Regions from separate parts of the Homo sapiens genome. Here all the other regions are linked to region 1. A link is an interaction called in ENCODE POLR2A ChIA-PET data of the cell type or tissue named here. Cell type or tissue: OCI-LY7. All regions are shown on one strand. Links, peaks and the distances in the headings refer to the core of each region. The heading gives the core; the rest is flanking DNA.

The links. ChIA-PET counts read pairs that join two places held together with the same protein. Peaks named below come from ENCODE experiments on the same cell type or tissue, not always from the same donor. Only the 100,000 strongest peaks of a DNase experiment are listed, where the experiment ranks them.
Region 2: POLR2A ChIA-PET joins it to region 1 with 10 read pairs; 3 of 35 experiments call an interaction of 5 or more read pairs at or near these places.
Region 3: POLR2A ChIA-PET joins it to region 1 with 10 read pairs; 5 of 35 experiments call an interaction of 5 or more read pairs at or near these places.

Annotation. Positions count from the first base shown.
Region 1 is chr2:47,297,014-47,304,638 of GRCh38, reverse strand. The region is part of intron 3 of EPCAM-DT (EPCAM divergent transcript); the gene reads left to right. Among named protein-coding and RNA genes, the nearest start is that of BCYRN1, 34 kb to the left of the region's middle. In OCI-LY7, for the core only: no CTCF peak of the experiment used is centred there; a DNase peak (open chromatin) is centred at 3,798.
Region 2 is chr2:47,384,621-47,392,245 of GRCh38, reverse strand. EPCAM (epithelial cell adhesion molecule) reads right to left here. Exons shown (of 9, transcript NM_002354.3): 8 at 7,036-7,080; 9 at 5,226-5,674. The coding sequence ends at 5,633. Among named protein-coding and RNA genes, the nearest start is that of MIR559, 11 kb to the right of the region's middle. In OCI-LY7, for the core only: a CTCF peak has its summit at 3,775 (motif pointing right); a DNase peak (open chromatin) is centred at 3,785.
Region 3 is chr2:47,081,686-47,089,310 of GRCh38, reverse strand. It overlaps STPG4 (sperm-tail PG-rich repeat containing 4), which reads left to right. Exons shown (of 7, transcript NM_001163561.2): 7 at 2,181-2,320. The coding sequence ends at 2,303. Among named protein-coding and RNA genes, the nearest start is that of STPG4, 70 kb to the left of the region's middle. RefSeq lists an enhancer at 1-390. In OCI-LY7, for the core only: no CTCF peak of the experiment used is centred there; no DNase peak of the experiment used is centred there.

The DNA of each region.
Region 1 (7,625 bases), core at 1,537-6,536:
GAGAAAACAAACTTTTAAAGAAAAAGCATAGGCCACCGTGTCAGATGTGTGAATGTGAGTATTGATCTCAGTTCTATTATATTCCAGCTATGAGACTTTAGGCAATTTCTTTACCTATCTGAGCCTCACTTTAGTTTCCCATCTGTAAAGTGGAGATATAGCACCTATCTTATTATGATCTAGTGTGGATTGATAATGCCAGTTGGCTGGCACAGAGGCTGCTACATGAGTAAGCTTACATAAATGATATTTTTCTCTCCTTTACTTTCCTTCCCTCCTCAGCCAACAATGGTATGGTCACAGCAACAATGTTATAATACTTTGTATTTTTGAAGAATTTTTATGTCCCTTTGCTTTCTTTAAAGTAGCCAAGGCAAGGATTTTTAATTTGTCAGATAAAATAATTCCAAGGTTAGAGCTGCAATAAAGTAATACAAATAATATAGTTATAATTTCTTACAGGTCCTCTCTGCAAACCTAGAAATGGGTTGGTTCCTGAAAGCTAGCATTCCTTCCCTAAAACCTTCTCTTTTTCTTTCTTTTTTGTTGTTGTTGTTTGTTTTTAATCTACAGATGGGTGGAAAGGAACATTATCTTCTTGTACATTTTTGCCTTATGCAATCTCATCCACTCACTGGTCCATAATGACCATCTATACATAGATGACTCACAAGGATGTTCAGAGCTTATCTTTGAGTTCTAACTGGCACGTCTAGCTGCCTGTTTATCATCAATGCACCCCAAGTTCAGCAAATAAAAATCTAATCCTGCAGCACTCCTGCTTAAAATGCTTTAATTCATCCCATTATTCTCAGGAAAAACATGAAACTAACAGAGCTGTGCTGTCCATCGTCTAGCCAGTACCTCTCTGGCATCACTTTACATCAGCCCCCTGTGGAGACCCACTTAGAACCTCCCAGTTAACATGAAGATTATTTTAAGCTGAAGACATTTGAGGCTCAACCAGTGTAGAAAGAAGCCTTCTCAGAGCTTCCCTTATCTGACTAAAAGCAGAAACTTTTGGGAAATGAGGCTGTCATAAATTCCTTCTTCAGGGCAGCTTTTACTCCCAGGAAGGAGATCAAGAATAAACCTACATAAATCCCCACTCTGGGGGAACTTTTTATGGCCACTGAAGAAAATGGAAAGAACACTCATATCTGCATGAACACGCATTATCACAAATTTTTTTTTATCTTTCATTTCTTCTTGCAGAAACCCATTTGTCTTTTCTAAAGAAACTCATTTGGTCTTGTGATAAAGACCTTTTCTCTCCCTTCCCTTTTCCCTCCTAAGTTAGGAATTTAAGCCTCTAACTTAAATCATTTATTGTGCTACTTCTTTTGTAAGCTCCTGTATGCATACAAACAAATGTTTCTTCCTGTTGATCTGTCTTTTGCCAGTTTAATTCATGGATTCCTTGATACTAAACGTTAAGAGGATAGAGGAAGTTTTTCCTCCTGACACTGCCTTGATCTCTGTGCTCTTACTCTGGCTCTTTTTAGTTTTTGTTTGTTTGTTTTTTTTTTTTTTTTGAGATGGAGCCTTGCTTTGTCTCCAGGCTGGAGTGCTCTGGCGGGATCTCAACTCACTGCAATCTCTGCCTCCCGGGTTCAAGCGATTCTCCTGCCTCAGCCTCCCTAGTAGCTGGGACTACAGGCACGTGGCACCACACCCAGCTAATTTTTGTATTTTTATTTTTTATTTTTTTGAGATGGAGTTTCACACTTGTTGCCCAGGCTGGAGTCCAATGGTGTGATCTCGGCTCACTGCAACCTCCACCTCCCAGATTCAAGCGATTCTCCTGCCTCAGCCTCTGGAGTAGCTGGGATTACAGGCATGTGCCACCACGCTTGCCTAATTTTGTATTTTTAGTAGAGATGGGGTTTCCTCTATGTTGGTCAGGGTGGTCTCAAACTCCCAACCTCAGGTGATCCTCCTGCCTCGGCCTCCCAAAGTGCTAGGATTACAGGCATGAGCCACTGCGTCCAGCCAATTTTTGTATTTTTAGTAGAGATGGGGTTTCACCACGTTGGCTAGGATGGTCTCAGTCCCTTGACCTCGTCATCCAGCTGCCTCAGCCTCCCAAAGAGCTGGGATTACAGGCGTGAGCCACTGCGCTTGGCCATGGTTCCTTTTAGTTTCATGATTCCTCCTGCCAGACCTCTGCCCATAACCTTTCCCTTGCCAAGAATGCTTTTCCTTTCCCCTGGCATTTATATAACTACTCCTTATCCTTCAAACTAGTTCAAACGGCAGCTCCCCAAGGAAGCCTTCTCTGACCTCCCAGTTAGAGACTCTTCGGGCATCCTATACTTTTCCTTTATAGCACTTCTTACACTAGCAATAAAAAATGTGTATGATTACTTGATTAATGTCTTTTACCCTGATAGACTGAAAGTTTCTTGATGGTAAGGGTCCTGCGTATTTTTGCTCACCATTTTATTCTAAGTTCCTAACACAAAGTAGGCACTCAAGAAAAGAACTACTGAATGAACGCATGTTTAGAAGACAGAGGAGAAACTCCACATATGATAGACTAGAACTACGCCCTCCAGGATACCCCTTTCAAGCCAAGGATGTGTGGACCCCTACATCACGGTTCTTTGAAGTCCAGTCACATACCTGGGGCAAAGCAATCTCAAAATAGCCAGTGCTAGTGTGGGAAAAGCTGTTACTCTATCGGGGCAACTGTCCTGGCCAGAGATTAAGTGACAGTTTACTTGAGAAAGGTTGACCCAGAAAACCGTCCTACAATATGCAACATGCATGAGAGAACCTGATCAAATCTAAAAATAGCTCCATCACTGGAACTGGAAAAACTTTAGTGAGGATTCAGCCTCTCTCCTTGCAACCTCTACCTCTATGGAGACTTTGATCTTTTTCACTGAACTACAGAATCCCAGAATGGTAGTGCTGGGAAGCGATCTAGTCTATTGCTCTCATTTTAATTTAATTTTTAATTTGAAGAATTTTCTATAGAGTCAAGATCTTGTTATGTTGCCCAGGCTGGTCTTAAACTCCTGGCCTCAAGTGATCCTCCTGCCTTGGCCTCCCAAAGTACTGGGACTATAAGCATAAGCCACTGTGTCCAGCCTGCTCTTATTTTAAAATGAGAAAATTAGCTTCAGGGAGGTTTAACTATTTCCCCTGTACCACCCAGGCAGTCAGTTGCAGAAACAGCTCAGACAGGGGCTTTCTAGCTTCACCGCAGTAATGCTTGGGTTTGCGATCTGGAAGACCAAAATAGACACACTTTTATCAACTAAGACAGGTTCTAAGGTTAAGGAAACAAAGTTACCTACGGGTCTATCTACTGGTGGAGGGTTCAGGACCCAGCTAGCATGGCAAATTGCTAAATTCCTGAGGCTCTAAACTCCCTAACAATAAGAGATATCAGCCCTCTCCTAACTCAGATTTACAATCCAAACCACTACAGCCCTGACTGCACAGCAGACCAGCCTTACAAAGATTCTTTCCTGAATAAGCTACTTCAGACCTTAAGCCTTAAGCCAGTTTCAGCCAGCTTACAGAAGCTGCACACAAACTGTCTTTGTGTGCTTTAGTTCACCTTTTCACATAAAGCACCAAATTCCATCTGATTTTTATGCCAAAACCCTGCCCAAAGTGAACATGGAATATATGTTACCTATATGCTTATCCATCATCCATGCGCTAGGCTCCCTTCATAATTATGTATAGCTTTTCCCCAAAACCTGATGAATATGTATGACTCTGTTGTGTGATACACGCCCTGTGAAGCAAGAAACCCAAGCTTCCTTCCTCACTTCAAAGAGACAGGACCTTCTGTCCACACTGGAGACTTCCTCTTTCTGGGTTGCAAACCAGTATCACCAATAAAGCTCTCCTTTCCACTATTTAGCCATCCTGGTGGTCTTTTGGATGACAGGTTTGACACCACCTAGCTTTTAGGCATCTTGGATGCTAAAGACCCTGCAAGATTTATGTTCTTGTGGGTCACCCAAAAGGGAGGCAGGTGAGCGGGGGCTTATTTCCTACTTCTCTGGTTCATTGTCACAGTGAGCAAAAGTCTCAGCAAGGGAACCCATGCAAACCACTCAAGTTCTGGGTGAAGGATCAAGGGAACCCAGGCAAACCACTCAAGTTCTGGGTGAAGGATACCTGGAACAGAGACTGGAATATGGCAAGATAAAGGATAGGAACTTGGGTTCCAAGGGCTGATCTTAGCTCTACCACCAGATAGCCTGGGTTATCACTTGGGAAACACACTGTCCCTCTAAAATTTGTTATATGGGTTAATAATACTGACTTCAGGCTATTGCGAGACTCAAGATAATGTACTAAAGACCTTTAGCACAATGTCTGACATCTGGTGTTCAATAAGTGGTGATATTGCTCAATTTCATTCCAATTCAAACTTATAAACATCCATGGGAAGTCTGCTTTATAGACAAGCAATAGGGGAGCACAGTAATTATTTGGGAGGGGAAATCTCAGCAGTTCTTCCAAGTGACACATTCTTTCTTTAGATATGTTAATACCTTATTTAAAAAAATTTTTTTTTTGAGACAGGGTATTGCTCTGTCACCCAGGCTGGAGTGCAGTGGTGTGATCTTGGCTCACCGCAACCTCTGCCTCCCTGGTTCAAACGATTCTTGTGCCTCAGCCTTCCCAAATAGCTGGGATTACAGATGTGCACCACTATGTCCGGCAGATTTTTATATTTTTAGTAGAGACGGGGTTTTGCCATGTTGGCCAGGCTGATCTGGAACTCCTGGCCTCAAGTAATCTGCCCACGTCAGCCTCCGAAAGTGTTGGGATTACAGGCATGAGCCACCAAACCACTGAGCCCGGCCCTAGGTATGTTAATACTTTAAATCAGGTTGCAGTCAAGTCCTGCTGGCCAGCTGAGGCTCTTGCAATGACTTTGCATATCTGTGCTCAATCCATTAGTCATAGGATTTACACTTCAACATCTACAGCAATCTTTTTTTTTTTTTTTTTTTTTTTTTTGTCCTGAGAGAGAATCTTGCTCTGTCGCCCAGGCTGAAGTTCAGTGGTGAGATCTCGGCTCACTGCAACCTCCGGCTCCCGGGTTCAAGCAATTCTCCTGCCTCAGCCTCCTGAGTAGCTGGGATTACAGGTGTGCGCCACCACACCTGGCTAATTTTTTTTTTTTTTTGAGATGAAGTCTTGCTCTGTCGCCCAGGCTATAGTGCAATGGCGCGATCTCAGCTCACTGCAACCTCCACCTCCTGGGTTCAAAGTGATTCTCCTGCCTCAGCCTCCTGAGAAGCTGGGACTACAGGTGCGTGCCACCACGTCCGGCTAATTTTTGGTATTTTTAGTAGAGATGGGGTTTCACCACATTAGCCAGGATGGTCTCCATCTCCTGACCTCATGATCCACTCACCTTGGCGTCCCAAAGTGCTGGGACTACAGGCGTGAGCCACCGCACCCAGCTAGAGCACTCATCATTATCAAGAACTTTGGAGGCCCTGAGATTCGAGACAATTGAAGGGATCCAGAATAAGCCATTGTGCCATAAAAATTTTTGTGAGCTGAAAGCATTTGGGGTCCTGAAGTCCCTTATCTTCCTAAAAGCAGAGGCTCCCAAAAGAACTCAAAAGAACTCAGTTATCATAAATCCCCTCCCTGGGAACAACTCTAATCTTGAGAGAGAATTTGGCCAGCACACCCAAAGAGACATTATCAGAAAACTGTCATATCTCCCATCTGTTCTCCTAAGGGCCCATTTATCTTTCCTGAAAGTCATTTGTTTTTCCAGAAGTGCTCTTTTTCCTTCCCTCGTCTAAGAAGTCATTTATTTTCCTGGTAAGTACTCTTTTCCCACTCTGCGTCACCTATTAGGTGGTATAAAGCCCTAAAGTCTATCCACCTCTTTGAGTTGCATTTCTTTGTAAATGCCTGTACATGATTAAAATTCATCTTTTCTCTTGTGAATCTGTTTTTTGTCAGTTTAATTTTAGACCCCCAATTACAAAACCTAAGAGCAGAGGAAAAAATTTTCTTCCCCACAAGGTCAACCTCTTATTCATAAACTAAAAACACAAAATACATAAAATAAATATAAGAAAATGTAAGTTTCTCAAGGTGTTACTGGAAAGGGGTCCCGAGCCAGACCCCAAGAGAGGATTCTTGGATTTTGTGCAAGAAAGAATTCAAGGCAAATCCATAAAGTGAAAGCAAGGTTCTTAGAGAAATAAAGAAACGAAAGAATGACTGTTGCATAGGCAGAGCAGTCCCAAGGGCTGCTGGTTGGCTATTTTTATGGTTATTTCTTGATCACATGCTAAACAAAGTGTGGAGTATTCATGAATTTTCCAAGAAAGAGGTGGGCAATTCCTGGAACTGAGGGCTCCTCCTGCTTTTAGACCATATATAGTAACTCCCTGATGTTGCCATGGCATTTGTAAACTGTCGTGGTGCTGGTGGCAGTGTCTTTTAGCATGCTAATGCATTATAATTAGTGTATAATGAGCAGTGAGTGTATAATGAGGAAAGGTCACTTTTGTCGCCATCTTGGTTTTGGTGGGATGTGGCCGACTTCTTTACCACAACCTGTTTTATCAGCTAGGATTGCCTAACTTACTGGGAATGCAGCCGAAAAGGTCTTACCCTTATTTTACCCAGCCCCTACTTAAGATGGAGTCACTCTGGTTCAAACGCCTCTGACAATTATGACTATTTTGGTGTTTTGGTTTTTTTTTCTATCAAACTTCAAACTTTTTCAAAAGCCATTTTCTGGTGCCCTGGCTTTACTGGTGCCTAAACATGTCTGTCTATTGTGCAATCCAGCCTTGGGCATTGTTAGTCCTAATTTTGCAAACCTGGAAATAAAAGGTAGGCGTTCAGGGTACACAGTTGGTAGAGTGGAGTAAAGATAAAGCCGAGGTTTATTTGACTCCTACTATACATCTGTAGTGAATCCTTTAGCTATTCCAGTTCCTTGTGATCAAGGGGCCAAGGTAAATATTTTTGGGCATGAATTTGGGGAACATGCATCTTCAAACACCTCTGAACTGTAGGAGTGAAAAGGCGTGATACCATTTCTGTCCCATCGTAAAGGTCATAATCAGACCTTCAATAACAAAAGACGTGTGAAAAAGAGAAAACATAACACATTTATTTAATCAAAGTTTTGAGAGCACCTTTTCTGAATTACTGTGCCCTAATGAATGTCTAGTGATAAACCTTGTCATAGAAATATATGAATCCACGTGAAAAGTACAAGCTGTGCAAAGCAAGAGATGTGCGAAGGACATGAAAAGATTTCTTGTGGGGTTTTCAGAAAGTCCTTGGAAATAGTTCTTATCTCAGACATGGAAGCGTAAGCCCCCACTTCTTCATGCCTTCCTGGCCTTATTTTGTCTGAGTCTGACAAAAGTGATTTCATCCTGGTATCTGCAACTTTCACAGTCAGAAAGAAGCTTTGCTTCTGAGGCCCTTTCAATGCCCTTCAGTTCAAAGTATTCAGCATACCACACCACCATACTTTGGGGTATCACTTTGTGAGCCCCAACAGTAGAATAAGCTTTTAGAAATGGAATTTTTAACTCAAAGCCTATGAACGCTCTTTTTTTTTCCCCCAGAGACAAGGCCTTTCGCCATCTCCCAGGCTA
Region 2 (7,625 bases), core at 1,333-6,332, 88 kb before region 1:
GCTACTGGCCAAACCCCACCCCTAAGGCCTGGAACCATGGCCCTAAGTGAAAACAGCTGACCCCATTTTTCTGCCCAATGTTACCTTTTTGGCCTGCCATGCCCCTATCCTGTGCCCATAATGACTTCAGCTGGCAGAGCAACATAAGCGCCTGGGCAGCGAGCAGAGAAGCTACTGAGTGTCAGAGACTGCAGACGCAGCTAACTTCGGAGGGTACCTCCTGCACCATCCCCATTCTAGCTGCCATCCCACTGAGGGCCATTTCCATCACCCAGTAAAATCCTCCACATACACTACCCCTTCAATCCATTCATTTGTCCTGATTCTTCCTGGATGCCAGACAAGAACCCGGGTGCCAAGAGGGCAGGGGCTTGGATGCTGCTGCCAGGGCTGTACAGAGCCTGCTCCTGCCAGAGAGGACCGACCAACCAGTTCCAGCATTCGCTCACTCTGGTTCCCACACTGCTTGCTCACACATTTCCTCTTCCAAAAAGTGGCCAGCAGTGGGCTGAAAGGAGCCACTCCAGTTCCTGCCCACGAAGGGGGTCAAGGTCAAGGGAATTATCCCATCTCAGGAGGTTGCCATAAGCCAAGATTGCGCCACTGCACTCCAGCCTGGGCGACAGGCTGAGACCCCATTTCAAAAATAAATAAAAAATAAAGTTTGATAAGAAGGAAAAAGAGATGGCAATGGTAGCTTGTTAGAGGGCTAAGATCAGTGGGAATTTTTATTTTTATTTTTTTAGAGATGGTGCATCTTGTCATGTTGCTCAGGTGGTCTAGAACTCCTGGCCTCAAGCAGTCCTCTCACCTCAGCCTCCCAAAGTGCTAGGATTACAGACTTGAGCTGCCACACCCCGCCTTCAGTGGGAATTTTTTTTCTTTGAGACGGAGTCTTGCTCTGTCGCCCAGGCTGGAGTGTGATGGCGTGATCTTGGCTCATCGCAACTTCCACCTCCCAGGTTCAAGCAATTCTCCTGCCTCTGCCTCCTGAGTAGCTGGGATTACAGGCATGCACCACCATGCCCAGCTAATTTTTTGTATTTTTAGTAGAGACGGGGTTTCTCCATGTTGGTCAGGCTGGTCTCAAACTCCTGACCTCAGGTGATCCGCTGGCCTCGGCCTCCAAAGTGCTGGGACTACAGGCGTGAGCCATAGCACCCAGCCTTCAGTGGGAATTTTTAATGAGGGAGGGGGAACATGTCTTAGGATGATAGGAAAGAATTGGGAAAGTGTATCTACCAAAAGTGCTGTGAGTGTTGATAGTAGAAAAAGATGAGGTTAAAGTGGTGAAAGGATTTGTAAAAGAAGATCTTCTGCTAGGCCTTGACTAAGCAGAGGGTTTCCCAAGCCTAAGAAAGAACATAAGCAAAGGCAGGATAGAACCCAAGTCAAGGTATAAAAGGACAGAGGGGCCAGGCACAGTGGCTCACGCCTGTAATCCTAACACTTCAGTATTGCATCCTCCAAGGTAGGAGGATGGTTTGTGTCCAGGAGTTCGAGACTCCTGGGCAACACAGTGAGACCCTGTCTCTACAAAAAAATTATAAAATTATTTCAGCCTGGCCAACATGGTGAAACCCTATCTCTACTAAAAATACAACAAATTAGCTGGGTGTGGTGGAGGGCGCCTGTAATCCCAGCTACTCAGGAGGCTGAGGCTCAAGAATCGCTTGAACCCAGAAGGCAGAGGTTGCAGCGAGCCAAGATTGCACCACTGCACTCCAGCCTGGGCTACAGAGCAAGACTCTGACTCAAAAAAAAAAAAAAAAAAATTTAAAAAATTAGCCAGGCGTGGTGGTGCACACCTGTGATCCTACATATACTCAGAAGGCTGAGGCGGGAGGATCACTTCAGCCCTGAAGGTAGAGGTTGCAGTGAGCTGTGTTTGTGCCACTGCACTCCAGACTGGGCAAGAGACCAAGACCTGTCCAGGGAAAAAAAGAAAAAAAGAAGGGAAGAAAGGAAGATAGGGAGGGAGGGAGGGAGGGAGGGAGGAAGGAAGGAAGGAAGGAAGGAAGCAAGGAAAGAAGGAACATTGGAGGAATGGGAAGGGAAATCTTAAATGCAGGAAAATTTGATGTATTGGAGGTACAGTGAGAAATAAGGTAGACTGTGACTAGATTTTAGTTATTCTGGGAATGACGTTGGGAAAGGATTGAGAGTGGGGAGAATTTGGTATTGGGAAAGTCGGAAATTAAATTAATCCAGGCATGTGATAAAGCTCTGGAGCAGGGTATTGGCAATGGGAGGGGAGAGGAATCAGCAGCCAAGGGAGGCCAAGCAGAGCAACCACAGCTGGATGGCCACAGGGTCATGTAGGGCAGAGATGACCAAGGGCTGGGATGCCACCACTGCAACATGCCTATAACTGCCATTGGTCACATGCCACCACTGCCCATGGGTGTTTTCTCAACTGTTCTTACTTCTTTCCATCACAAGATTCCAAGTACTATGTGGGGGTGCCTGTGCCCTGGATGCTGAGAGCCATGAGAGGATCTCTGCCCTTAAACTTCTAAAGAGGGAGGTAGAGACCTGGCTCTTACAAAACATGCAGACAATTCTTCCCAAATTGCAGAGGAAATGGGATGCCAGACAGACAAAAGGAGAAAAGGTTCACACTACAGGGCCACACTGAAAGGCTTTATATATGCCCCTCTGGCAGGGGAAAGGGGTACATCTTATGTTGTAAAAAAGTGCTGTGATCAACTTTAGGCAAATAATCCTGGGAGCAATATGAGGTTTGGGCTGGAGAGGGAGTAGATTGTTTATAAAGAGACCAGGGAAAGTGTGTAAGAGAAGGCAGATTAGAGGAGCATTTGTTTCTCGGGGAGGATCACAGGCTCTGGTGACTAAAACAATGGAGGAAGTAAAAGAGAAGGAATTTGGGACTTGGTTCATGGCAATGCCATCAATTGATTCTGAGAATACAAGCCATAAAATATGTTTGTGGATGAAGATGATCAAATCATTAAAAACTAGTTATGTGAAATATACATACTTTACTATAGATCTCAGGAAAAAAGAACAGAAATGGAGATGGTGCTTCTGTTCTCATTGAGCCTCACAGAAGGTAATAAAGGCAAGAAAGTGGATGAAATCCTCCAGGAAGAAAAAGGGAGGAAAAATAGAACTAAGGACAAATCCTGGGAACATCAGTATTACACAATCAGTAGAAGAGGGAAAAAATCAGGAGAGATTCATACCAGTGAAGCCAAAGGAAAAAAAAGAAAACACAGTGGGGTAGAGAATGGGGAAGTCATCCTGGTGACAGGCTGCAGAGAAAGCAAATGATTCAACACCGGGGGAAGAGGATCACTAGCAATTAGCAGGTCAGTGTTGACCTTAGCGAAAGTAGCTTCAGAAGAGACAGGACAGCGTCTAGAAGGCAATGGGTTGAAGAGTGTGCCAGTTATTAACTTATTGCCTCTTAGTTCAAATTCAGGCCAGGTGAATCACCTGAAGTCAGGAGTTCAAGACCAGCCTGGGCCAACAAGGTGAAACCCCGTCTCTACTAAAAATACAAAAAAAAATTTTAGCCAAGTATAGTGGTGGGTGCCTATAATCTCAGCTACTTGGGAGGCTGAGGCAGGAGAATCACTTGAACCTGGGAGGTGGAGGTTGCAGTGAGCTGAGATCATGCCATTGCACTCCAGCCTGGGAGACAAGAGTGAAAACTCCGTCTCAAAAAAAAAAAAACAAAACCACACACACAAACCTAAAAAACAAATTCACCCTTTGCACCTCTCTGTGAAAATGGATCTGAAGCTCTGTCAGCAGAGGGTGCTAGAGAGGCACTGAAAAGGAAGGTTTTGTTTCCTAGCTCTGGTGTCCTGGCTTGACAGGCTCCTGCAGCATCCAGGGCTGCTCCATGATCTGGCTCTTGCAGCATGGGGTGGCTTCTCCAGGACGCTTCTGGGCCTGCAGTGGACAGCAGCCAGCAGCCTCCCTGAGCATCTGTTCCATACCCCACCTGCTGGGGCAATATTATAGGCTGCTTTCCATGTCTGCTGAGACACCTACCTAGGAATAGCTTTCCCCCAGCATCCTAGAGCAGGGGTCAGCAAACATTTCCAATAAACATTTTAGACTCTGTGGGTCATTGGGTCTGTCACAACTACAATTGACCCTGAACATGGGTTTGAATTGTGCGGGTATATTTGAACACATTTTTTTTCAATAAAAGTTACACCCAGTGTGCACCTGCCTCCCTTCTACCTCCTCCACCTCTTCTGCCTCTGCGACCCAGAGACAGCAAGACCAACCCTTCCTCTTCCTCAGCCTACTCAAAGTGAAAACTATGAGGATCAAGACCTTTATGATGATCCACTTCCACTTAACAAAGAGTAAATAGGACCAGGCATGGTGGCTCACACATGTAATCCCAGCACTTTGGGAGACCAAGGTGGGTGGATCACTTGAGGTCAGGAGTTCGAGATCAGCCTGGCCAACATGGCGAAACTCTGTCTCTACTACAAATACAAAAATAATCCGGGCATGGTGGTGCACATCTGTAGTCCCAGCTACTTGGGAAGCTGAGGCAGGAGAATTGCTTGAACCCAGGAGGCAGAAGTTGCAGTGAGCTGAGATTGTGCCACTGCACTCCAGCCTGGGCAACAGAGTTAGGCTCTGTCTCACCCCCCCAAAAAAAAAAAAAGAAAAAAAGAAAAGAAAAAAGAAAAAGAAACCTTTTCTCTACTAAAAATACAAAAATTAGCCGGGCATGGTAGTGGGAGCCTGTAATCCTAGCTACTTGGTAGGCTGAGGCAGGAGAATCGCTTGAATCCTGCAGTGAGCTGAGATCGCACCACTACACTCCAGCCTAGGCCACAGAGCAAGATCCTGTCTCAAAAAAAAAAAGAAAAAACAAAACAAAAAGAAAAAAAGAGGCCGGGCGCGGTGGCTCACGCCTGTAACCCCAGCACTATGGGAGGTAGAGGTGGGTGGATCGTGAGGTCAGGAGTTCGAGACTAGCGTGGCCAATATGGTGAAACTTTGTCTCTACTAAAAATACAAAAATTAGCCAGGAATGGTGGTGGGCGCCTGTAGTCAGCTACTCGGGAGGCTGAGGCAGAAGAATCGCTTGAACCTAGGAGGCAGAAGTTGCAGTGAGCCGAGATTGTGCCACTGCACTCCAGCCTGGCAACAGAGTGGGACTCCATCTCAAAAAAAAAAAAAAAAGAAAAGAAAAAGAAGAAGAAATTTGAAATGTCAAAGTTAAGAAATTCAGTTTAAAATGTTTTATTTCATAGCTCATAAAAAAGTATGTATGTACAAGACTCAAGTAAATAGAAAGGCAGCTTTCAATCACAAATCAGTTTTTCAGATTTTACTGTGGAAGCATATTTAATGCACACATTTGAATGTTACACATAAATAATTTTAACGATGGAGTCCAAGTTCTGGATTTTACATTAGATCTGCATATATAAGACACTTGTGGTCAAATTTCAAGATTGGTAAAGCCAGTTTCAAGCTGCTTATATTTTGAGTACAGGTTTCACTATTACAAATATATGATGTTAAACTAACAAACTCATGACCTTCAAAGATGTCTTCGTCCCACGCACACACATTTGTAATTTGTGTCCATTTGCTATTTCCCTTCTTCTATAATCTTCAAATTATATAGTTATGCATTGAGTTCCCTATGCATCTCACCCATCTCCTTTATCTGAAACAGGAAAAAGCACAGAAAAAAATTCTAAATAATTTTTCAATCTTTTGTTCATTCTGAAAATAGTATTAAATAAAAATGAAATTAAAGGAACACAAGATAATTTTTTCCCACATTTATAAGACTTATTTAAATAAAAAAAGAAAAAGTTATATTGCAAGGAAACACACATTTAAGTGTTTTCAAGGTTCTATTTAGAGACAAGATCGCCAAAGTGACTAGGGCAAGTTGGAGGTAAGCTAGATCATTAAGAATAAGATTTTTATTAAATGCATACTATTTTTAATGCTAGAAAAAATTGATTTACTTTCTATTATCAATCTTTCATTTTACATGTGGGGAAACTCAAGTTCAAAATTAGTGTTTGTCTCAGATCACACAACTAGTTACAGGCAAACTGAGACAATGATAATGACAACTACCACTCTGTTGACAAATATTTTCTTATGTGGCAAGCATGGGACCAACACTTTACACTGATTATGTTTAATCCTTGCAACAGGTCCATACTATCTATTATCCTCATTTTACAGATGAGGAAACATGGAGGCTTAAAGAAGTTATATAATTTTGCCCAGCCAAACCCAGGTCTGTACTGCTCTGCACTGCAACACTACATTGTCATTCTGCCTGTCTGTTACCATTCAATTCAGGGTTAGTCTTCTAGACTTGCGGTCACCAAACCAAATAAACCAGATGACCTACTACAGAATGGGAAAAAAATGCTAGAACTTTCTGGTTCCATTAGACTTTTTCCAATATTCCTTTACGTTTCTATTTTTATTACTTGCTAAAATATTAGTAAGTGGCCCACATACAACTACAAAGACACACAAAAATTGAGATATGTGAAAAATGTTATTGATAGGGTTCAAGGATAAGTGTTCATATTCAATTCCAAGGGACTGAAACACACTAACAATCTGACACTTTGATGTCACACTAGTATAGACTAGTTAGTACACAATAGATTATGACAAATTAAGTTCATATTAAATGATTATTTCACTGGCATAGAGATAATAAATCAGATCATCAGTCACAATGAGTTTCTCCAAGGTGAATCCACTGGAGTATGCCTTCAGAAGATTCTGTTAGATGTTGACTCTTTGTAGAATAAAAACCATAGGCTTCCCATTCCACTCTTCTATGAGGCAGAAAACAGATGGTGATCTGCCATGGAACTCACGCAAGAATATTTAGGTAAGAGTACATTCTAAGACTGTCCCTAAGACCCTAAAGACAACAGTATAAAGGGACTCCAGTATAACTGAAATGCATCAGTGTGTAGGAAGGTAGAGTGATTAGGAGTAAGAGATTCAACAGGGCCTTTCTATTTAGGTAAGTAATCCATTTACCTCAGCCTTCTCATACTTTGCCATTCTCTTCTTTCTGGAAATAACCTGAGTGGAAGAAAGACAACTATTGTTTTAGGACTGCTATTCAAAAAAAGATTATCTAAACAGACATATATGCTTTTAATGGACATAATTTTGATCTGAAAAAAAACTAATTTTAACATCTATCCATAAACATTTATTGCTTCTTAAATTAAAAATTTCACACCAGTGGAGTGGCTCATGCCTGTAATCCCGGCACTTTGGGAGGCCGAAGCGGGAAGATCATCTGAGGTCAGGAGTTTCAGACCAGCCCAGCCAACACGGTGAAACCCCATCTCTACTACAAATACAAAAATTAGCCAGGTGTCATGGCACGCACCTGTAGTCCCAGCTACTCAGGAGGCTAAGGCACCAGAATTGCTTGAACCCAGGAGGCAGAGGTTGCAGTGAGTGGAGATGGCATCACTGCTCTCCAGCCTGGGCTACAGAGTAAGACCCTGTCTCTTAAAAATAAATAAGGTGGGCTGGGCGTGGTGGCTCACCGGTACTTTGTGGGGCCGAGGTGGGCGGATCACTTGAGGTCAGGAGGTCAAGACCAGCCTGGCCAA
Region 3 (7,625 bases), core at 1,718-6,717, 220 kb after region 1:
ATGGGGAGGCCCTGCCAGTGAAATTGCAGACAGACTGACAGCAGGAGGCTGGGGGATCCACACACCTTAGTGGCATCACCATGATCCAGAAACATGTTTGTCGGAGCCCACGGGGTCAGGCATTCTCAGGAACGCTGAGTCATGCTAACCAAACTCCCAGGCAACAGAAGATGTAGTGTTAACTTCTAAGCATTCACCATACGGGCGTGGTGACTGGAGCACTGATTGGTGGAGTCTCTCCCTTATAGAAAATTTTCATGGAAGCTGAAGACAACCAGAAGGTTGTTGGTGGCAGTGAAATCAGGGGAGGGGAACTGAGCTTGATGTTCTCAAGGTGGCTGAACCCCAACCAGCAGCCTCCCGAGGGGTGGCCTTGTGAGATGCAGGCCCCCTGAACCTTCTTTTCTCTGCCCTGGCCTCCCAGGACTCCACATGCACTTTGAACCCTCATTAATAGCAATAATAAAGGCTTCAGCTTCCTTTGACGTTTGGCTAGGACTTGATTAGATTTCCAGGCTGCTCCTCTGCTTTTGGCAAGGGAAACATCCTGTCATTTAAAGCGGTTTCTGCAGGCAGCTGATCTCATGTGCTCTGGACTGACTGCTCTGCTCCACTCTTGCTGTTTCCTGAAGAGATAAGAAACTGCAGGGCAGGGTGGAAATGACAAGTAGGTGATAATAGTAAAAAATAATAGTGGTGGTAGCTAACTGCTGGCCTGTCCAAGCCTCTTTGTCTTAGAGAGACACCAGTGAGCCTCATAGCCCCCTAGAGGCAGGTACTCTGCCCCGTTTGATGGGTAAGGTATGGGAAGCCCATGCCCAGGCTCCCACTGAGCTGTTGGTTGTGGGACTAGGACTGGAACTCAGGCTTGTTGGACTCTAAAACCCTTGATCTTAACCATTACACTGGTGTCTCAAATGCCTTCGGACTTCAAGAATATGTGCATGTGCCACCAGCATGGGAAGACACCGACCTAAGAAATTGAAGTCTTAGTCTATGAAAATGGCATTTATTTGTATTTTATCACTGCAGAAGAGAAGCTTTGTTTAAATAATTGGTAAAATAGGGCCAGGTGTGGTGGTGCACCCCTGTAATCCCAGCTACTCAGGTGGCTGAGGCATGAGAATCGCTTAAGCCCAGGAGGTGGAGGTTGCAGTGAGCTGAGGTCCTGCCACTGCACTCCATGCTGGATGACAGAGTGAGACCGTATCTCAAAAAAAAACCAAAAACAAACAAACAAACAAAAACAAAAAACCCCGGCTGGGTGCTGTGGCTCACACCTGTAATCCCAACACTTCAGGAGGCGGAGGTGGGCGGATCACGAGATCAGGAGATCAAGACCAACCTGGGCAACATGGTGAAACCCCATCTCTACTAAAAATACAAAAAAATTTAGCTGGGTGTGGTGGTGGCGGGCACCTGTAATCCCAGCTACTTGGGAGGCTGAGGCAGGAGAATCGCTTGAACCCGGGAGGCAGAGATTGCAGTGAGCCGAGATAGCGCGCACTACACTCCAGCCTAGCAACAGGGCGAGACTCTGTCTCAAAAAAATATATAAATAAATAATAATATTTGTTCAAGCATTTTATAAAAACAAAAACATGACTTTTAAAAATTAGAACTCGTGGATCCCTTGAGAACACTTCTGACCCTGGGGTCCATGGACCCTGGTTGAGAAACACCTTACTTTAATAACTCTGGGTCAATAACTAAAACCCAACCCGAGTTTGAGAGGCGATTTGGGCTTTTGAGTTAGACCAATCAGGTTCAGAATTAATTCTCTTCACTCACTTCTTGCTAGGCTGAGGTCACCGGGGGAAAGATGATGGCATTCCTCGGGATAGGAGTTGCCTGGGCCAAGTGCCCTTTGGGAGAAGGTGTGCCTTGAGATGCAGGTGGCATGTGACCCCGCCTCTCCCAGCAGGTTCTAGGTGGCCCCTGGCTTGGCCTGGCCTGTTAGCCCCCCTCCAGCCTCATGATGAGCCCCTAACAGGAGCAGCCTCTGCTCCAAGGACATGCTCCAATTCGAGGGTCTGCCAGGCTTCAGCCCAGGCTGGTGTGGCCCTGGTCTTCATCCTTGGGGAATTTGTCCACCACATCCAAGCCAGTGGCTAGGCACAGGAGCCTCAGGGTTTTGGTTTCACTGTCTCATCAGTCCCTGTTTTCTGCTCTGTTTTCAGAAAACCCCAGGCCCAGGAGCATATACAACTTTAAGACAATTCCCTAAGCAGTCTCCGACCATAGCCAAAATGGGCCAAGAGCATAGCCTTTTCTTCAACAACAACAATTGGCTTTTAAAATAAAGTGATCTTGGCACCAAGCTCTACTTTGAGGTTTAGTACGTTCTCATGTTTAGAAAACTGTATTTTGTCTATTCCTTGGAGGGGTCTGGCCACAAAACATGATTGATTGCTTGAGGTGACTGTCCTGCTTGCTTATCTGGGATAGTCCCAGCATAATTACCAGTTCTCTCTCAAAAGTGTCCTGGTCTGAGCAATAAATTATGTGTTCACTATGCTTATTACCAAAGAGCAGATTCGGACAGACTGTGCCCCGGGCTGCTCTCAGACAGGCCCTGAGATGTCTGGTCTCTGCTCTGTGTGGCCTTGTTCTCTCTAGCTGGAACTCAACTGCATCAGGGTTATAAGGCCTCATGGCCCTCTTGAAGACTTCCGTGGGCGGTCAGCATTAATCAGAGGCCAAGCTGAGCGTCACAGCATCCCCAAAACTGGTTCTTTCTCTCTTTGAATCCCCTGAAAAGAACAATATTGATTCAACCTGATGAATATTTGTGTTTTCAAGTCAACAACATTTTGAGTATCTGCTATGTGCAAGGTGCTGAGCTGGGGTTGGAGAGTGGAGTCTTGAAACAAAGATGAATGAGGCACGTGACTGAGTTTGGGGAGGGTTGTGCCGGAAATGGAGTGTGGGATAGTGCCGGCTGGGGGAAGGCCATACAAGCTGTGCCAAGGATCTCCTGCCAGTTGCCCTGTGTTTGAAGCTAAGGGGCTGCCCTCACGTGGATGGCAGTTCCAACAGGAAGACGAGCTGTAGTTTCAGGAAGCTGCCAAATCATTGCACCAGGTGCACAGAGGAGCCATTGTGACAAGGAAGGCCGCAGGCATTCAGAGGAAGGAGAAGGCAGTGTGGCCTGAGCCTGGGAGGTAAGGGGTGGCCCGCACGGAGGAGGGTAGATTGGCCGGCACCCCAGGTATCAGGAGGCTGTGATCAGCAGAGGAAAGAGTCAGGGGTGGGGAAGCCTATCTGGGCAAAGGCCCAGGGCAGGAATAAACATTTGCTGGAGGGGAACAGAGGCAGTCTGGACCAATGACAGTGGAGGGTGCAAGTGAGGGTGTGGGAGGGGATGAGGGTCCTCAGAAGGCTGGGACCACATGCTTTCTGCCCAAGGGGCTCTAGCTAGGCAGATCCTATGCATGACAGTGGTGTCTCAGCAAAGGCTAGGGAGATTCCAGAGTGGTTAATAAATCATTGCAAAGGGTCTTTTTAAAAAGCTAATAAAATGAAGAGCTAATAAAATGCTTACATTTTGTTATATTTTAGTAAATAGCCCAGCCCCTCCCCATTAACTGCTATGATGCTGGCTTCTCTAGGTCCCCGCTTTGGTTCCCCCGAGAATCCCGCTCTTCCTCCCACACACACATTACCCTCCTCCCACAACTGCCCTGTGAATTGGGCTCCAAACAAAGGGAATGTCTCTTTTTGGCTGCAACAAAGCCCTAGACTTACAGGCCCTTGTAAAATGGTTGTTGAGGGGCGAAAGGGAAGGCCATCATCTCCTGGAATGTATTCACATTTGTGGAATAAACGCCCTACAATTACATTCCTTTGGAGCAGAAAACAGACACTTGGAAGATCAGACTGATGTCTCAGGATAGTGTCTCCTGTCCCCCTTTGATGAGAAGATGGCTGCAGGGAAGATAGTTTCCAATTTTATTCTCCAAGTGGGCTAAAGTCCCCTGCATGATCGAAAGTAATGGCTGGACATTCTGATGGAGGGTGTTTTCTCTAGGAAGCAACATCTCAGGCAGCACCTGGCACTGAGATGCTGTTCTAGAATGAGATAGAGGCGGGAGATGGCCACGTGTATCTTAGCCAAGGCTCATTGATAGAAAGGTTAGAGAAACCCCTCAAACTAGCAAGGGGAAGAAGGGGGTCAGATTGTAAGGATTTAGAGGCATCTCATCGACAAAAGTGTAAACCAGGGGCTGGCAAGAACCATCTCTCTCTCTCTCTCTCTCTCTCTCTCTCTCTCTCACTCTGTGTCTGTGTGTGTGTGTGTGTGTGTCTTGCTCTCACTCTCTCAGGCCTCATGGTCTCCCTCCTCTCTCTCAGGCCTCATGGTCTCCCCTCTGCCTCTCTCAGGCCTCATGGTCTCCCCTCTGCCTCTCTCAGGCCTCATGGTCTCCCTCCTGTCTCTCAGGCCTCATGGTCTCCCCTCTGCCTCTCTCAGGTCTCTCTCTCTCTCTGTCTCTCTCTCTCTGTGTGTGTGTGTGTGTGTGTGTGTGTGTGTATGTGTTCTTGCTCTCACTCTCTCACCCTCTCAGGCCTCATGGTCTCCCCTCTGCCTCTCTCAGGCCTCATGGTCTGCCCTCCGCCTCTCTCAGGCCTCATGGTCTCCCCTCTGCCTCTCTCAGGCCTCATGGTCTGCCCTCCGCCTCTCTCAGGCCTCATGGTCTGCCCTCCGCCTCTCTCAGGCCTCTTGGTCTACCTTCCTCCTCTCTCTCAGGCCTCAGGGTCTCCCCTCCGCCTCTCTCAGGCCTGCTTTTTTCTCCCTCTGGAGGCTGACTTTCACTGCCTCTTTATATGTAGAGGATCAAATGCGGCGACCTCAGCTTCTCCTCATATCACTTTCTGAGTCAACATTCTAAAAGAATAGAGCCGGCACCTCCTTGGTTCAAGTCTCCAATTCCTAGGAGAGAGAATCCAGTTGGCCAGCTTGGGTCAGGGGTCTGCGCCTGGGCCACGAGCTGTGGTCAGAAGGGCCCAGACCTTTGCTGCAGGCACGGCTGCGGGGGCCCGTGTGAGGTGCGTGTAACTGGGGTGGAGGGCAGCTCCCTGGCATCCCAGGAGAGAATGAGGACCCTGTCGGAATCATAAGGGGAAAGCGTTTATACCAGCTTGCAGGAAGAGGGTGGGGGCCTGCAGAGACTTCCCCTGGAGGTGGAACCCATGGAGAAGATTCTGCAGGGCCATCTGGGCTGCTTCCGTTTCCCCCAGCAGATGCTTCTTCCTGCTCTGGGCTTTTGCCCAGATAGGGTTCCTTGCCCCTGACCCTCCTCCTTCTCGCTGATCTCAGCTTCCTGATCCCTGGGGTGCCGGCCAACTGCACTCCTACATGATTTTCTGGGGAAAGCTAGTGCCTGACCATGACCAGGTGACAGTTGTTCTGGGTAGAAGGACAAGCAAGGGCCTGAACCCATGTGCTTTTGCTGGTCTGATTCTTGGCTGGGGTCCCTACAGACCCCTTGGTTTTGGCCAAGGGCAGGGCTGCAGGCGCATAGAACCTGCCAGGCTCAAAGGGAAGGGGTTGGGCTCTGGATTCAGGGCCTCATGGCCTGCCCGTCCCACCCTCCTCTTAGCAGGGCTGGGTGGGCTTTGGGGGCCAGTGCCCAAGCCCCAGACCCTGGCTGGGCTTATTTGCAGCCTCCTCAGAGAAAAGGCAACTCTGGAGAGCAGGAGGGGCCAAGGCTGGAACCATGGGAGGCTGGGAGGTGGTGGGGGCATGAGGAAGGAAGGAGCAGGAGATGGGTGATGGGAGGAGGGAGGACGGAGTGGCAAGAGAAGGGGCTCCTGGGGATGGACTTGTAGGGGAAGGCCTCCCAGTACATACCCCTCAATTGTCTTGTTAACAACAGCCTTGCCCATATTTGAGCCCAGAAAAAGGTGCCATCCTTCTAGACAGTTGTAGGGGCTCCAAGGGGTCTAACTAGCATGGGAGCAAGCTAGCACCGTGACTGCTTTGGTGGGAGTGTGCTTTAGTTCCTGAAAACTGTAGGCAGACAGGGTGACTGCAGGAAGTTAACTCAGGCTATGACACTGCGTCTTTGGTCACCAGAGTGGGCTGAGTGGGGGCAGAGGCAGGTACTGACAAGCATTCTATTCACCTCACCCCGTTGCAGCCTAGCAGCCTGGGAGGAGGCCGTGGGGGACAGCAAGGCAATGTGCTGGGAGCTGTGCTGGTCACAGGTGGAGTGCAGGGCTTGATGAAGGCTGGCCGCTGCCCCCCTCTTCCCTGCTCTGAAGTTCCAGGGCTCCAAGGCCCTGCATGGTCACTGAGCGCCATCAAGGAGGAGGGAAGTTGCTGGAGCTTTCCCGATTGAACAGCGTCAGAGTGGACACTTGGAAATATACCAGGCAGGATCACGCCTATTCAGGCTTCTAATCCTCAGCCCCTCCTGGGCTGGGCATGGGAGCTGGACTTGCAGAATACCCCAAAGCGCAGGTTGACAAAGGCCTCCCTGAGCCCTTGTGCCCATCTGTGCTGGGGTAGCTCATTCACTCAACCCTCTGTGTGAATTTCTTGTGGCTGCTGTAACAAATGACCACAGACTTTGTTGCTCAAAACAACACAATTTTATTACCTTACAGGTCTAGAGGTCAGAAATCCAAAATCATTCTTATTTGGCCAAAGTGAGGATTTTGACAGGGCTGGTTCCTTCTGGAAGCTCTGAGAGTTGGCTTCCTTGTCTTCTGCTTCTCGAGACCACTTGCATTTCTTTCCTTGCAGCCCTTCCTCCGATCGCTCCACTCTCATTTCCGTCATCACATCTCCCCCTGTTGACTCTGACCCTCCTGCCTGCCTTATATAAGGACTGTTGTAGTTATATTGGGCCCACTGGATAATCCAGGATAACCTCCTCATCTCAAGATTCTTATTTATTTATTTATTTATTTATTTATTTTTGAGATGGAGTCTCACTCTTGTCACCCAGGCTGGAGTGCAGTGGCGCGATTTCAGCTCACTGAGACCTCTACCTCCCAGGTTCAAGTGATTCTCCTGCCTCAGCCTCCCAAGTAGCTGGGATTACAGGTGGGCACCACCACGCCTGGCTGATTTTTTGTATTTTTACTAGAGATGGGTTTTCACCATGTTGGCCAGGCTGGTCTCAAACTCCTGACCTCAAGTGATCCACCCGCCTTGGCCTTCCAAAGTGCTGGGATTACAGGCGTGAGCCACCTCGCCTGGCCTCATCTCAAGATTCGTAATTCAATCACATTTTCAAATCCCTTTTACCCTGTAAGGTAACATATTCACAGGTTCTGGGGGTTAGAACATGGACACTTTTGGGGGGACATTTCAGCCTACCACACTACCTTTCTAACCTTTCTCTTTCTAACCTTTCTCTGGATCCCTCACAATGATCTATCAGGAAATAGAAGCCTTGTAGAAAGTCACCTTGAAGTGTGGGGAGGCTCTTTGGATTATTTTGAGTCACAAAATACTATTTAGGGAAGATCTCTTGGCCTGAATAACCTCAGTCATTGCTGGTGTTGGATGCTGATGGAAATCATCTGATGAAATAATTAAAAAAAAAAAAGTAGTAAAGAAATTTAGAACTGATTTATAAATCATCCCCAGAGGTTTGATTTTATGGTTGCTCATG